2 separate regions of the Homo sapiens genome follow, and region 1 is linked to region 2. The links are chromatin loops, found by intact Hi-C in ENCODE. Cell type or tissue: MCF 10A. All regions are shown on one strand. Links, peaks and the distances in the headings refer to the core of each region. The heading gives the core; the rest is flanking DNA. Region 1 overlaps FBN2 (fibrillin 2). Region 2 overlaps FBN2 (fibrillin 2).

Region 1 (5,385 bases), core at 118-5,117, 150 kb before region 2:
TTGTTTCTTTGAGCTGTTTGTACCTTTTTCCTTCCATATTTCTGTAGATAGGATCCAATTGTTTTCTGGCATTGTGTGTGCTATGAAGAAGTCTGACTCTAGCCTGATCTTTCTTCTCCTAAGTCACTTGCTGTTTTTTCCTGGATACCCAAAGGGTTTTTACTTTATAATCATGTATATATTTTTTTCTGTACTAGTTTTAGTGAAAAGCATGTGATCATTTGATTTGGAATGATAGTCTTCTTCCTTAATTTTGGAGAAATGTTCTGTTGTGTCTTCGAGTCATTTTTCTCCATTTTTAGGTTCTCTACTTCAAGTATATTGATTTCTTTTTTTAGACTTTTGATCTTTTATCCACTCTTTACTTCTTTTGATCTTTATCAGTAATTCTTTTTAGCAGTGTCTGTTCTGTTGTTTTTGCCAATTAGTGTAATGGTTTTATAATCATATAAGATATCTTACTTTGTTTTTAGTTTATTTAGAAGTTTCTCTTTTATTTCACTGTTTTGTTTGATCATTTAGACTTTATTTAGCCCTTTTGTTACTGAATTCATTTCCTTATATATTTATTAACAAATAGCTTTGTAATACAAAGAAATCATGCATAATTTTCTTTTGTTTTCTCATTATTTTTTCCTACAATGCAGTATTCTTTTCTTAATCTGCTTTGTGTATTAGGAAAAAATTATAGTATGGTACATAGTTCCCGACCCATTTCTTTCTGTCTTCTGCTTCCTTGAAATGGGCTTTTGCATTAATTTGGTATAGATGAATTTTTCTTTTCTCCCTTTCAGAATTACCTAGGGATTGTTTTCCTTCCCTAGCTCCTGTTTGAGAGCCAGGTATTTCAAGTGCATTATGTTCTGAGCCCCTATGAGGAAAGGAAGAGCACAGCTGGGATTTGGGCAGCAGTGATGAAAGGATCTGAGCTCTGTACTTTCTCAGGTTATTCTTCACATATTTTGTGTCAGGATCACTCCCTCTTGTCATGGAAGTATTCTTTTTCAAAGAGGATATCCCTGAAATTTGAATGATTGCTCCCATTTCAGCTACAGGACCTGATGCACCATTGCTATCAGAAAATCTTGCTTGGTGTTAGTTTTCTGTATTTGTCTCATCATTCCTCAGCATTAGTCTGTCTTCCTTATTGTGATTGTAAGGGGCTTCACCCCAGCCTGCTGCTCCCTGAGAATCCTTTGTTCTTATGTTCTTTGTGCTTAATGCTGAGGATAACTAACCCTGTGTGATGATATAATTCTGTCTTCACTGTCCAGTTTTCTCCCATCTGGTAGAGATCACAATGACTGGGCCTTTCTGTTTTTTTATTTTTGTTTTTGTTTTTGTTTTTTCTTCGAATGCGATGTTATGTGGGTAGGTAGGGATTTTAGTCCTATAATTTTTAACTAATTTATCCATAAGCTAAAGACGAACTCAGCTCTTCAGAAGGAATAGTCAGATTTCGGCCGGGCGCGATGGCTCACGCCTGTAATCCCAGCACTTTAGGAGGCCGAGGCAGGCGGATCACGAGGTCAGGAGATCGAGACCATCCTGGCTAACATGGTGAAACTCCGTCTTTACTAAAAATACAAAAAATTAGCCGGGTGCGGTGGCAGGCGCCTGTAGTCCCAGCTACTCGAGAGAGGCTGAGGCGGGAGAATGGCGTGAACCCGGGAGGCGGAGCTTGCAGTGGGCCGAGATCGCGCCACAGCAGTCCGGCCTGGGTGGAAGAGCGAGACCCTGTCTGAAAAAAAAAAAAAAAAAAAAAAAAAAAAAAGAATTGTCAGAGTCTCATCATTTTCATTCCCTATATCATTTGAGGGAAGAGGGGTTATGACACTCTTCCGTTTCATTCCTTGTCTGTTGTTTTTCAAACATGTCAGGAATTTGGGCATATTTCTTCTTTAGCTGCTGACAGTAAAAGTGTTGTTAGTTTCATTTGACCTTTGTTGTTGTTGTTGTTGTTGTTGTTGTTGTTGATATTAGCTGTGGGAAAGGGAGACTCTGTGATATGGTTTTACTCTACTGTATTTTCCAGGAATTTTTTTTATCACATTTAAAAAGTTTTTGACCTGAAATCTATCTAAAGTCACACAGAAAGCCAGGAGGAGGGGCTTCCAATCGAAGATGATATAGTTTGTGATACTGCAGCTGACATTTAAGACTAATATTGTTGCACTTTATTAAGTGCATATTACTCAATCAAGAAACGTTAATTCTGTGGGTGCCTCATCTTCTGCGAATTAAAGACTGTGTTTCCCATGACCATACTTAATGTCGTGGTTTAATGCATGCAAACTTTTTGCATATGGGCAAAGCCTTATGTTTGTGAATGTCTTCATCTGATTTAGAAATAGCACACAAAGTACATTCCAAATCTTGAACAAGATGGTTTTCATCTTAAAAAAAAAAAGAATTAAGTTCTGAATGTCACAGTAGAGAGTTTAGTTAGAATTTAACAGATTACTGTGTTCTTGAGCGTGTCAATTTACAAGTAATTTCTTGTTTGAAAAATGAGGACATTGGGCTAGATCAGTGTTTACTCATCTTGCTTGGTCATAAGAATCACCAGAGTATTTTTGTCAACAGTATTGATTCCCACATCTGTTCCTTGGAGATTCAAATTCAGTACTCTGAATACAGTGATTTGCAACCATTGTTGCTTATTATCATCACCAGGGAGTTTTTAAAAATCTCGGCACTCAGGCTTCATCCCCTATCAATTACATAAGAATCTCTGGAGCCATAGGACCCATGGCCAAACATTAGCATTTTTTAAAGCCCGCGAAGTAATTGTGCTATAAGGTGAAGTTTGTGAAACATTGGTATAGCATGAGGCCCTTACAAAGTACCCCAGGGCATTTTTATAATTAGCTAGGCTTAAGAAATCATTTATTAAAATATCTCTAATATTTTATCCAATAATTCAATTTTCACATTGAATAGTGCCTAAAATGAAGCCACTCTGGGTATAATTTACTACTAGATTATTTTGAAAGATTTATAATGTCTTAAAATTCTGTTACCAGAATAGATTTTGCCTCTCTCTGATGAGGCAACGCTGGATTTGGAATAGTCAACTTTATGTTAAGGTTTTCTCCATCTCTCATACTTTTAAATCCCAATGTAAGAAGTACATACTCCCTGCAGGGGGCAAAATTGAGCCAAGAATGTTTATAATAGCTTCGAATCTTGGCTTGGTTACTATGTGGTAAACTAAGAAATAACCCAAATAAACTTTAAAAATAATATGTAGAATGACTTGTAAATGAATGGGAAGCTTTATCTAGTTTTTTAAAAAGGAAAATCCTACTCGTTTGAAGGAAATTAATGACAAATCTTGCTAAAACTAAATCTGTATCTTAATCAGTTATTACATTATAGATTTGTAGATTATAGTAAGATTGTAGAGATCATAGTGAAATATATAAAGGAATGTAACCCTGCACACTTTTTAAGTACTACTTATATAATACTTCTCTTTTTAGAATAATTACTGACATTCATAAGTATTCATTTCTTATTTCACAGTTATGTATTTTCTATTGTTTATGACTCTACAAAGCTATAAATAAGTATAGTTTATTTCCCTGCATTTGAGTGAAGCCAGAGGAACTTGAGCTCTCTCTTGTAAAAATATAAATAATTTGTGAAGGAGGTGGTGTCTGAAGAGTCGTTTGATAAAAAGACAGTTTGAGGGCTTGGTTGGTGCTAGGGAATACCAAGGTCCATTTTTTCAGGCACAGAGCACTTGAGGATAAAAACCTAGAGCTGAACTAGACAAGATCAAAGAACAGCTGAGCAGATAATGGAGAAGGAGTTGGAGGAGTGAGGAAGGTACTTTGGGAAATCCCAGTGGAAAGTGCTATATTCATTAATTATCCCGTGACTGGTGAGATGTTGGAGATTTTTGCTTCCATTGGCTGTTATGTATGAACAAGAAAATATATGAGATTTTGCATAAGCCCTAGCCAGACTCTTCAGTAACTTCCAGGTCCCTGTGGGGCCATGCAAGAATCACTTTGATGGTGTCAACCTTCAGAATGGTTTGGGTTTGAATGGTCATCTCTTTCTGGAGTCCCCAAAGGAAGCAAATGTGCTCTGCCCTCTGCATTCCCAGTAATGTGTCTGACACACTGGTCCAACTCTGGGCTCTGCCATGCCTCTCTCCTGCCTCCCTCTGATGTCTCACAGTCCTCCTCAGGACAGAGGGGTTGGGCTTCCTTTTGCTTTTGCTTTTCCTTTTCCTAGTTTCAGGTGGGTGTCAGAAAGGGATAAATTGGTTGAGGCATGAGGGGTTCTAAATTGGGAGTTATTTCACTAAGTATGTTCTGGCATATATAAAGAATTTGGTACATTGCATGATACAAATGGCTAATAATTTTTTTCTGTTACTTAACTAGAATTATGAAACAAACTCTCCTAATCATTCAGTTAAAACTGTTTGGAGATTTTGTGTTAATTATTTTAACTATCACGTTACCAGGAATATTGAAATATGGCTCCACCTCTTCCACTAGCTCAGAGACATCACTGTGAACTAGAAAAAACACCCCCTTTTAAAAACACTTTATTGCCAGAAATTTGTCATGATAAAACATAGAAGTCTAGATCGACTATACTTTGAATTACCTGTGCCTGGAGACTGCAGTATGCCTTTCCTTTTACGTGCTGGTTCTGGATGGTTCAGGCCACTTTCTTGAGTGTTACGATGACAACAAAGCAAATCCCTAAAATTACTTAACCACTTTGTACAAGTTTGAAGTGGACTTGTTGCCCCCACTATTTTGTTCCTCATCCATTTGGGATTAGATTTGTGATGATTATCAAACCAGATCCTAGAAATTCAGCTCATAGTTCAAAGTGGCCCAAGAAAGTGTAATCCACAAATCTCTGAGGATCTAGGATTTCTGGTGTGTACTCATCCATGGTACATCCACATGTGTCATTGTTAAGTTTTCCTAAGTCTGGTGTTTGGTATTCCAGGTGTTGACATGTCATCAGGCTGCCCTTCATTATAACTCAAAACAAGGAACCTATTTCTGTACCTCACTCCCATCTGTTGAAGACACTTAGGAAAGGATATCCTTCAGTCTTAAATCATTGTTCAATTTGTTCTTTTTCTATTTCTTTCTTTCATGGAATATCTTTTCATTTATATTTTTAAACATTTATTTCAACAATGTTTTATACATTTCAGAGTATAGTTTCGTACTTCTTTTGTCAAATTTATTTCTATTTTATTCTTTTTAGTGCTATTGTAATAGAGTTGTTTCAGTTTTATTTTTGAAACATTTATTTCCAGTGTACAGTAATGCAGTTGAGTTTTGTGTATTGATGTTGTATCTTGCAATCTTGCAGAACTTGTTAATTCTAATAGTCTTCAAT
Region 2 (5,385 bases), core at 283-5,282:
GCCACCAAAAATATACTAACCATTCGTTATTCCCTTTAATCCACATAAAATAAAAATTTTAAAGTGCATAATATTTCACTGGGTACTCTACCATTCAAAAGGAAGAACAAATTTGATGTGGAGTCAGTCTAAAACGTTAGGAATGGTTATCTCTAGAGGGTTACAGGTGATTTTTACATCTTCCTCATACTTCTCTATTTCTTCAAATTGTTTACCATAAGTATGATTTACTTTTTGAACTAGAGATAAATCTACACACACACATACACACATTTTTTAAGTGCCTGAAAGAAAATACATCAGATATTAGCCCTGGGAATGCATTAGTGAGGGTTTTATAAGTGATGTTTATTCCTTCTTCGTTTTATAGGGCTTTTTCTTTTAAATTATTCATCAAATAATTATCTTCAGCTGGAGAAATATTGGCCTTTGCATAACAGAACATACATTGTGTGTGATTTATTTAGTAGGGACTTAAGGTAGAAGGAAAAGGATTTTATACGATAAAATCTTAAATATCAAAGCATTTGTCATTAAGGATATATCTTATGAATACTTTTCACACAAGTGATGGTCTTATCATGTTGTTATAGTATGTTAAAAGAAAAAAAAAAAGAAGGGCGGGGCGCACTGGCTCATGCCTGTAATCCTAACACTTTGGGAGGCTGAAGTGGAAGGATTGCTTGAGGCCTGGAGTTCCAAACCAGACCAACCTGGGCAACATGGCAATGCACTGTGTTTCTGAGTACCAGCATAAAATCTTGGACAACTCCTCTTAGAATATCAATAGATATAATTATATTAATTACCATATTATGTGAGAGAGATACATAGTATAATATTTTATTTACATATATGTAATATACCATATTTGAATGCAGGTACATGAAAGTATTTTCAAAGTATATGCTATTAAAATTTTTTCTTTTTTTTTTTTGAGACGAAGTTTCACTCTTGTTGCCTAGGCTGGAGTGCAATGGCACAATCTTGGCTCACTGCAACCTCTGCCTCCTGCGTTCAAGCGATTCTCCTGCCTCAGCCTCCCGAGTAGCTGGGATTACAGACACCTGCCACCAAGCCTGGCTAATTTTTGTATATTTAGTAGAGACGGGGTTTCACCATGTTGACCAGGCTGGTCTTGAACTTCTGACCTCAGGTGATCCACCTGCCTCGGCCTCCCAAAGTGCTGGGATTACAGGCGTGAGCCACTGCACCCAGCCCCACTATTAAAACTTTTAAAGTATTCTTTTTTTTTTTTTTCCTCTGGTGGAGATGGGGTTTTGCTATTTTCCCAGGCTGGTATCGAACTCCTGGGCTCAAATGATCCTTCCTCCTCAGCCTCCCAAAGTGCTGGGATTACAGGCGTGAGCCAGTAATCTTTCTTTTTTAGAATACTGTAACAAATGCCTTTTGTGTACACAGCTGAATTCTATTTTCTTCAGAGGTAAGAGCTCCCCAACCTTTCCTGTTCCTTTTCAGACAGCCTGAAGGGGACCTGTTGGCTCAACATCCAGGACAGCCGCTGTGAGGTGAATATTAATGGAGCCACTCTGAAATCTGAATGCTGTGCCACCCTCGGAGCCGCCTGGGGGAGCCCCTGTGAGCGGTGTGAACTAGGTAGGAGCCTTATTGGGAGCTTCTGGGCTTCTCCTTGGAAACTTCTCCTGCCACTAGGACACCTCTTTCACTACGCAGTTCCTTAGTGAAGAAGGTCAGAGATCATTTACTTTTGCTAAAATGTTATCTTTCCTGGCTAATGTTTTTTACCTCTTAAAATGTGTATTTGTTTTATCCTGGTACATAAGCAGGCCTTCTAAATATTTTAACATGGAAGGGAATCAGCTAGAATCTATCTGCTAGATGACTGTATCCTCTGGTATCCTTGTTTGCGTGGTGGCTGTTTTCCTCAAATCTTTTGTTTACTTTTATTTTTTTGAGACGGAGTCTCGCTCTGTCACCAGGCTGGAGTGCAGTGGCGTGACCTCAGCTCATTGCAACCTCCACCTCCCGGGTTCAAGCGATTCTCCTGCCTCAGCTTCCCGAGTAGCTGGGACTAGAGGTGCCCGCCACCATGCCCAGCTAATTTTTGTATTTTTAGTAGAGACGGGGTTTCACCATGTTGGTCAGATGGGTCTCCAACTCCTGACTTCAAGTAATCCACCCTCCCAAAGTGCTGGGATTACAGGCGTGAGCCACCGCGCCTGACCTGTTTACTTTTAACTCAGTTGTCAATGTGACAGCAAAAAGAAATTGTAGGAAAAATTATGAGAATCTCAATACAGGTCAATACCAATGGAGTTACCACAGAAAGTCATGTGCCCTACTGAATGAAGAGGGGACAATGATGTCCTTGGACCCTAAGACCCTGCCTTGCATTTTTTATTTAGTTCCATTTAGATTTCATTATACTTCTTCTTGAGCATACCATGGTTGTATTTTATTCTATAATGAAGTAAAATTTGTCCTGTTGTTGTTACAGATACAGCTTGCCCAAGAGGGCTTGCCAGGATTAAAGGTGTTACGTGTGAAGGTGAGTGTATCCTTCCTTGGAAGATACTATACATCTTTTGAGCAGTAAGTAAAATTAACATTCACTCTCAAACTTTGGAGATATTTATCATTTTCAAAAACCTTGACATTTCAATAAAAATACTCGATGTAATCAACAAATGCTTTAGCATAATTCTCTTAGGAAAGAGCTTAGAGTTTCCCGTTTCTCCTCTTTATGGAGTTGTGTAAATTTCATGAAGACATCGCTAGCCTTTAAGGCCCAGAACAGCTGGGAAAGGCACATGTCTGGGCCATGTTTTATGGACAGGCAAGGCTGTGGTAATTTTCACAGCTGGTACCTAGGAAAGCGGGTGGCTCGGTTGTGGAATATTTCTGTTTAACTCAAGTAATAATCCACATTGTATTGAATGTGGATTGAAAATGCTATACAGGAAGTAGGACCACACCTGCTTTTTCTATTTGTAACATCTTTGCTCCTCTGCTTGCTGCATTTCCCTGCAGATGTTAATGAGTGTGAGGTGTTCCCTGGCGTTTGTCCAAATGGACGCTGTGTCAACAGTAAGGGATCTTTTCATTGCGAGTGCCCTGAAGGCCTTACGTTGGATGGGACTGGCCGTGTATGTTTGGGTAAGATTCACACCCTCATGTATTCTATGTATAAAACAAGCCATGAATTTCCTTGTTTAAGCAGTGGCTAGTCCAAAACCACAAGAGTTTGTACTTGAGAAAACTTGCTTTAAATGAGATATTTAGGGGGAAATCACTAGAGGCTGTTTTAAAAGTGAATGTATTTATGCGAAATTGTTTCTGTTTCATGCCAAAAGTTGGGACTGCTCAAAAATCTATCTCAAAATCTTCCATTTCTTTAACCAGATAATTTAGACAGGTTCAGTCTTTCACACTGAGTTAATAGAGTAAGAATATGTTGAACACAGCAGGAAAGTTGGAGACTAGGATTTTAAAAGTTTACATTTGTCAGCTCATTGCAGCTACACCCTGAAGACAGTGGGGAAAGTCAAGAGCAAAGATATGTTGCTTCTGCTTGAAATCATTCACTGATCCTGGTCCTTCCTTTATTGCTATTAGAGTTTAAGTTTTCTTAATAGTTTATTTTTTAAAGATCTGTAGTGATGAATCTCTTTCTTTCAACAGCATATTATAGGAATAGTGATTTGACCTTTTTCTTTATTAGTGTCATGTTTGAACTTGAATTTCATGATTGAAAAAGAAATTTCTATTAATTTTCATTGTATGTAACAATAATTTTTCATTTACCTACAGAGATTTTTTTTCCCCCAATAAGCTATGGAACAGTAAATTTTTAGTTTATAAAAGAACTTTACATAGATTTGTATTTGAAATTTAGACATGTAGACAAAGCATAAATAATAGTGGTGGTGTATGCAATCACCTTTAAAGTATTTACATATCAGTGATTTTTAAAATTTACTGTAAGAAAAAAGTTTGCAATACCATACAGTTATTATAATTAAAACAGATTTCATTTTTAACTCAGTTTTTGATAGCACATTTAAATCTGGATTGGAAGCATGACTGTAAAATCATACAAAATTATTTAGAAAACATAATATCCAAAGTACAAAAATAAAGAAAATGTCTTTCAGATTTTTAAATATTTTAAAAATTATCTTTAAGTGATCTACAATGTTTAGAAATAAGTATCATTTGAAAATGACAAAATATTCCCCCAAAACTATCGAAATTTTAAAAAAAGAAAATGTCAAAAATAATAATATCAGTATGGCCAAATGACTAATGAAATCAAGTTACCTTCTATAATGAAATGCTATAATATATGAAGATATATCATTGATTGTAAATTATTACTCAGCAAAATAAATTTTCAATAACATTATTCAAAATTATGGCTGGGAGTGGTGGCTTACGCCTGTAATCCCAGCACTTTGGGAGGCTGAGACAGGTGGATCACCTGAGGTCAGGAGTTCAAGACCAGCCTGGGCAACATGGGGAACCCCCCCCTCCCCGTCTCTACTAAAAATATAAAAATTAGCTGGGCATGGTGATGCATGCCTGTAATCCCAGCTACTCGAGGGACTGAAGCAGGAGAATCGCTTGAACCTGGGAAGTGGAGATTGCAGTGAGCCGAGGTCGCACCACTATACCCTAGCCTTGGCAACAGAGTGAGGCTCTGTCTCAAAAAAAAAAAAGCATTTTTTAATATTCTAAGATGATATATTGGATTCTTCATCCTTGTACTTTGCTTAAATGCTTTTGTCACCACTTGAATTATGCTATATTAATTAATTCTGTCTGGGGATGTGAGAAAGTTTCAAGAAGCAACTGGCACATGAAAATGTAAAGTATTCTGAGAACTAAAGTTTTGGTAAATGCTCTGATAGAACCTCATCTGAATCAGGGATCCCAAACTCAGATGCTTGCAGGAGCCAAGCATGTAACATATAAATGAGTGACGCGACAACAGGGAGCAGTGGGGACTGCAGCAAACTTCAGAGAACATGGACCATCCAAAGGTTTCCAAATTCATATTTTAATTTCCATGCAAGGACAATCGCAGCATTGATAGGCCTTATGTGGCCAGTGTACTGACGTTTAATTCCTGATATAAATATAGAGTTCTCAGTAGTGTGCTGACTTTTAATTGCCGATATAAACATCCATAGAGGTCTCAGTATTAAAGACAGGATTGCTCTTCCTGGCTGTTATAACTTTTTACATGCATAGTTCAGATGCCTTTCCCCTCTCACCCTAGTTTATTCCAATAAGCTATGAAATGGTACATTTTTAGTTTGTCTTGAGCTTCTTGAGCAGGTTTCTTCAGTAACCTCACAGTATGACTCAGGCCAGAGTTCTTAGGCCACCTGTACTTATATA

What was found. Peaks named below come from ENCODE experiments on the same cell type or tissue, not always from the same donor. Only the 100,000 strongest peaks of a DNase experiment are listed, where the experiment ranks them.
Region 1: a loop joins it to region 2, with 2.2 times the contacts of the local background. A loop is called at or near these places in 3 of 110 quality-filtered maps.

The regions. Positions count from the first base shown.
Region 1 is chr5:128,496,820-128,502,204 of GRCh38, reverse strand. The region is part of intron 5 of FBN2 (fibrillin 2); the gene reads left to right. Among named protein-coding and RNA genes, the nearest start is that of FBN2, 39 kb to the left of the region's middle. In MCF 10A, for the core only: a CTCF peak has its summit at 3,163 (motif pointing right); a DNase peak (open chromatin) is centred at 3,154.
Region 2 is chr5:128,347,100-128,352,484 of GRCh38, reverse strand. It overlaps FBN2 (fibrillin 2), which reads left to right. Exons shown (of 65, transcript NM_001999.4): 21 at 1,480-1,617; 22 at 2,480-2,530; 23 at 3,013-3,138. Among named protein-coding and RNA genes, the nearest start is that of FBN2, 190 kb to the left of the region's middle. In MCF 10A, for the core only: no CTCF peak of the experiment used is centred there; a DNase peak (open chromatin) is centred at 3,064.